Linked DNA regions of Homo sapiens: region 2 is linked to region 1. Evidence: read pairs that join two places in POLR2A ChIA-PET (ENCODE). Cell type or tissue: Panc1. All regions are shown on one strand. Links, peaks and the distances in the headings refer to the core of each region. The heading gives the core; the rest is flanking DNA. Region 1 overlaps BLOC1S5-TXNDC5 (BLOC1S5-TXNDC5 readthrough (NMD candidate)). Region 2 overlaps LOC105374906 (a long non-coding RNA gene).

Region 1 (2,924 bases), core at 333-2,832:
TAGAAAAATGTTGCGGTGTGGGTTTTAAACTATAAAAACGTTCATTAGGCATTTAAGCCTATAAAAACTTAATAGAATTATTCCTTTGAGCTGAAAAAAAGGCAACTGCATGGCCTCCCTGAGTGTTTTAAGTAGGTATCATGAGCCCAATAAAGCGTTCCACCATTTTGCCAGTCAGATGAGTTCCCAGCAACTCAGAATTTGTGGCTGCTGCAGAGGCAGCTCATGAGTGATGTCATTCACTCTGTGTACTAAATTAACTGATTGTTTACACTACTGAAAAATACCAGATAATCATTAAATCCATTTTCTTGTGGACATATAAACACTGAATACAAGAAGAATATCTCTTGTAATATCTAGTAATAGGCTAAAAATTGCCCAAGTCCTGGTGTTCAGAACTCTTTCTAAGAATCGATCCAACAAAAACAATCTTGGAGGCCGGGCACGGAGTCTCATGCCTGTAATCCCAGCACGTTGGGAGGCTGAGGCGGGCAGATCACCTGAGGTCAGGAGTTTGAGACCAGCCTGGACAACATGGTGAAACCCTGTCTCTACTAAAAATACAAAAAATCAGCCGGGTGTGGTGGCACACACCTGTAATCCCAGCTACTTAGGAGGCTGAGGCAGAAGAATCGCTTGAGCCCAGGGAGGCGGAGGTTGCAGTGAGACAAGATCGTGCCATTGCACTCCAGCCTGGGGCACACAGAAAGACTCCGTCTCAAAAAAAAAAAAAAAAAATTCTTGGAGGTAACAAAATATTTTCTTCCTTGTTGGGTTTTGTTTTGTTTGTTATTGCAAACAGTACATGTCATCAACAGTATTTATTATAATAGCAAAAAAAAGTTCAAAAAATAAAAAATTTGATTAAATACATTTATTTAAAATATTATGCAGTTACTTAAAGTGGTATCTTAGTAGAGTATTTAATGAAAAAAAAGTGTCGCACAATTTATTAATTTAAAAACTGCCAGGAAACACATCAGAGCCTGAGCCCATTAATTACATGAGACATTGCATGTGAGAGGCTTATATCATGCTGAGATGTTACTGTTGCTCATGCACATAAATGTTTATTATTGTAGATTATAAAAGGCTGGAAGGCATATACTGAAACAACAGTGGTGGTGTCTGAATGATAGGATTATGAATAATTTTATTTTCTTCTTTTTGGTTTGTGTATTCTAAATTTTCTACAATGAATATGTAAAACTAAAACACTAATGAAAATGACTACTCCTCAGGACTGTATTTTTATACAGGATGCCCAACTGAGATTCCTTTTTAAAAGTACTTGGAGCTGCTGAGCGTGGTGGCTCACACCTGTAATCCCAGCCCCTTGGGAGGCCGAGGCAGGCAGATCACCTGAGCCCAGGAGTTCGAGACCAGCCTGGCCAACATGGTGAAACCCGTCTCTACTAAAAATACAAAAATTAGCTAGGCATAGTGGTGCATGTCTGTAGTCCCAGCTACTCGGGAGGCTGAGGCACGATAATTGCTTGAACCCAGGTGGTGGAGGTTGCAGTGAGCCGAGATCATGCCACGGACTCCAGCCTGGGTGACAGAGCGAGACTCCATCCCCCCCACAAAAAAAAAAAAGGACTTGGAGCTAATTTATATATATCAGTGTGTGTGTGTGTGTGTGTGTGTGTGTGTGTGTGTACTTGGATCTAATTTATATATATCTGTGTGTGTATACACACACACACACAGATATATATAAATTAGCTCCAAGTACTTTTTTTATACATACTGTTTTTACACATACTTTTACAGTGTGTGTACATATATACACACACAGATATATAATATATATAAATTATAATGTTTATTAGAAATAAAGTTTCAGAATAGATATTTACCATTTATCTTGCAAAGGCAAGATAAATAAGTTTGATATTTTTAATAAGAAGGAAAAAATAAAAAGCTTACTTGTAGAATGTGTGAGAATATTTGAATTTCATATGGCATCAGATTACTGTTTTCCTCTCAAAAAAGTCTGTATCTTCTGAACAAACTAAACCGCATATTAATCACATTACAAATTTTTTGAGGGCCGGAATTATTTCTTATTGGCTTTTGTATTCTAAGAACTTGGTCCCAAACAAATACTCTATATTGATCAAATGAATATGTTAACAAAGACTTAAATACGTTTTAGACAATCTAATTTTCCTACTACGTAACTATTAAAATACCCTCATCTACATTAAGAAACATTTATCTCTAGAAAAAAACTTGTAAGTTGGACAAACCAAGAGGATAGACTGTGTAATGGAATATTATTCAGCCTTAAAAAAGGAAAGAATCCTGTCATTTATAATAACGTGGATAAACTTGGAGGATGATATACCAAGTGAAATAAGCCAGACACAGAAAGACAAATATTGCAAGATATCACTTTTATGTGGAATCTAAAAAAAGTCAAACTTAAGAAAACAGAGAAAGGTCATTTCCAGGGGCTGGGGGAGGGCGGAGTAAATGGGGAGAGGTTGACGGAAGGGTATGAACTTCCAGTTAATGAGTAAGTCCTAGAGCTCTAGTGTGCAGCATGGTGACTACACTCAATAATACTGCACTGTGTACTTGAAATTCACTAAGAGACTGACCTAAAGTGTTCTCACCACACATACAGAGAATAACTATCTCAGGTGATGGGTATGTTAATTAGCTTGTTTGTGGCAATTATTACATAAGATATACTTACATCAAAACACCATGTTTTACACTTTAATTTTCTTTTCTTTTTTTTTTTTTTTTTTTTTGAGACGGAGTCTCACTCTGTTGCCCAGGCTGGAGTGCACTGGCACAAGCTCAGCTCACTGTAACCTCTGCCTCCTGGGTTCAAGCGATTCTCCAGCCTGGGCCTCCTGAGTAGCTGGGATTACAGGTGTGCACCACCATGCCCAGCTAATTTTTGTATT
Region 2 (2,924 bases), core at 236-2,735, 260 kb before region 1:
TGGCAAGGCTGGTCTTGAAATCCTGACCCCAGGTGATCCGCCAGTCTCGGCCTCCCACAGCGCTGGGATTACAGGCATAAACCACTGTGCCAGGCCCCTTACGTTCTATTAAAGTGTGTTGTTCCCCTTTATTGGAACCTTTATCCCAATTGTTTTGTCAACACAAAATTGGAGTGTTTATCCCAATTGTTTTATCAAACTTATTTTGTGATTCTTTGATTCACGTCAGTCTTTCCTACTAAATCCCCTGCCACAAGGGCAAGCACTGTGTCTGGTGCCACTGACTACTGTCATCCTATAGGATGATAGGCATTTAATCAATATTTGTCCAATAAGTGACAAAATGACAAAATGAACAAATGACAAAAATGAATGAAAGATCGATTAGGGCAAACCAAACCCTCGTTGAGAGATTACAAAACAAAAAATTACTTGAATATACAAGTCATTTATTTAGAGAAAAATAGGGTTATCACCATGATACCTAAATTAGTCATAGAACACACAGAGTTTTCTGGTGGGGAGGGGAGAATCCCATAACCAAGCAGCCTCACATACAAGATGATAGATGGCTATTATGTATTTTTTCCTTCTCTGTATTTTTCTTCACGGAAGCAAATGGAACTTTCCAAATATCACTGTAGGATTGGAAAAAGTGAAGCAGTCCGTAGTGCCATTTTGGGGGAAGGAGGGGGAAGAAGGGGAAAGGAGTCTGAAAAGCGTTTATGTTTGCTAATGGAAGTCAGATGTAGTACTCATTTTATGTTACTTAAGCAACGTGCTACATTTTCTCCATTAGTGGTCTTGTCAGGCATAGGATGTTTACAGGAAGTTGCACTAAGATAAGTGTGTCCTTTAAATTCTGTATCTTTCAGACCTTAGCAGTCTGCTGACTCCAGCTTTCAGCAGAGCAGAAACAACGCCTTGGGAAGACTTAAAACAACTTTGAATAAGAACCTGCTTGAGAAAGATTTGCCTTACAAGCTAAATGTTACATTTCCACTCAACAGAAAGGTACTGCTGTGTGGCCGTAAAAAGCTGGCCAAAACCCTGTAACCTTTGCAGTTAGTCATGTTATTTTTGGTTCATGCCAACATGGATCACAGCTGTGACTCAACAGAGCCACTGAAGCAAGAATTCAAAGAGTTTAAAGAACAGCAAACTCAGAAATGACTTTTTTTTTCTTATGGTGTCATTACGCAACATTTCTTGTCGTTTACCTTTTCTAATTTACCAACTCCATACAGATGAGCTCAGTCGTTGTTTGGCAATTGAAAATCTGAGTTGCGTCAGCACACTTCCCCAAATCCCACTGCAGGCGGAGGATGATGAAGCTTTCCTTTCTGGGGTGTTTGTTTTACGTAAGTAGTGACTTACTTTTCAGAGGTAAAAAAAAAAAAAAAATCTGTGTTGATATATGTCTCCCTCAAACCAAAAATAGGACTGGGGATTGATTTAAACGTTTGCAGTTCCCCATTTGAAGATGACAGAAAGCCCATATCGACTGGTTCTGCCTTTGTTTTTGTTTTTCACTAATTTATATTCACAAAATGAAGCCATAAGCTTAGACCTCACCGAATGGAAAACAGGCATGGACTTCAGCAGGCAATATATTAGCATATTTATCAACATCCTTTAGATTTTTGCTTTCATTTTTTAAATTACCATGTAAACTTGAAGATAACCCCAGTTTTCCCATTTGTGGGAACATAAGAAAGGGAGATGAAAAAAAATAATATTTGTCCCTTATCTATGAAGTGCTTTTATTTTTTAAATTTTTTTTATTACCTGAAGAACTACATTATCGTCAATATGAAGTGCTGTTTTTTTAAGCATTATGATTAGACTTAAGGATTCTAAGGACTAAAGTATTAAGGTGTTTTTTGTTGTTATTTGCTAATCATTAATCAACTGTTTTACCTGATTAATTTTCTCTTTGGGAAAATAGATTGAGATTGTGATCTGGGAGACCAAAGTAGACATTACTTTATCAATGAAGAAGGACCTTAAGGTTAACGAAACAAAAAGTTGGCCAGGTGAGGTGGCTCACGCCTGTAATCCCAGCACTTTGGGAGGCAGAGGTGGGTGGATCACGAGGTCAGGAGTTCAACACAATCCTGGCCAACATGGTGAAACCCCGTCTCTACTAAAAATACAAAATTAGCTGGGTACGGAGGCACACACCTGCAGTCCCAGCTACTCAGGAGGCTGAGGCAGGAGAATTGCTTGTACCTAGGAGGCGGAGGTTGCAGTGAGCTGAGATCATGCCAGTGCACTCCAGCCTGTGTGATGGAGCAAGACTCCGTCTCAAAAAAAAAAAAAAAGAAAAAAAAATTTTACCTATGGATTGAGAGCTTAGGGCCCAGCTGGCCTTGCGAATTTCTAAATTCCTGTAAGAAAATCCACACTCTTGCTAAACTCCCTAACAATAGGAGCTATTGGGCAAATTATCCTAACTCCAATTTGCAATCCAGACCACTACTATTCTGATTGGACAGAGGACAGGCCTTACAAACATTCTTTTCTGATGAGCAATTGCAGACCTTAAGCCAGTTTCAGCCAGCTTATAGAGGCTGCACACACACTGTCTTTGTGTCCTATAGTTCACCTTTTGCCCCAAAGTGAATATGGGATGTATATTACATGTTTGTTTATTCATTGCTCCTGTGCTTGGCTCTCCTCATAAATATGTATAGCTTCTACCCCAAACCTGCTGAATACGTATGACTCTATTGTGTAATACAGACTCTCAGAGGAATGAGACCCAACCTGTCCTTCCCCTGTTTGAAGAGAGAGCATCTTTGGTCCATGCTGGAGACTTTCTCTTCCAGCTTGCAACTGATATCACCAATAAAGCTCTTCTTTCTACTATTTAGTCATCCTGGTGGTCTTTTGGATTATAAGTTTTTGTGTCCCATAGTTAT

What was found. ChIA-PET counts read pairs that join two places held together with the same protein. Peaks named below come from ENCODE experiments on the same cell type or tissue, not always from the same donor. Only the 100,000 strongest peaks of a DNase experiment are listed, where the experiment ranks them.
Region 2: POLR2A ChIA-PET joins it to region 1 with 9 read pairs; 2 of 35 experiments call an interaction of 5 or more read pairs at or near these places.

The regions. Positions count from the first base shown.
Region 1 is chr6:7,955,393-7,958,316 of GRCh38, forward strand. The region is part of intron 4 of BLOC1S5-TXNDC5 (BLOC1S5-TXNDC5 readthrough (NMD candidate)); the gene reads right to left. Among named protein-coding and RNA genes, the nearest start is that of TXNDC5, 46 kb to the left of the region's middle. In Panc1, for the core only: no CTCF peak of the experiment used is centred there; no DNase peak of the experiment used is centred there.
Region 2 is chr6:7,697,112-7,700,035 of GRCh38, forward strand. It overlaps LOC105374906 (a long non-coding RNA gene), which reads left to right. Exons shown (of 4, transcript XR_926437.4): 3 at 876-1,014; 4 at 1,248-2,871. Among named protein-coding and RNA genes, the nearest start is that of BMP6, 28 kb to the right of the region's middle. RefSeq lists an enhancer at 1,165-1,459. In Panc1, for the core only: no CTCF peak of the experiment used is centred there; DNase peaks (open chromatin) are centred at 900 and 1,194.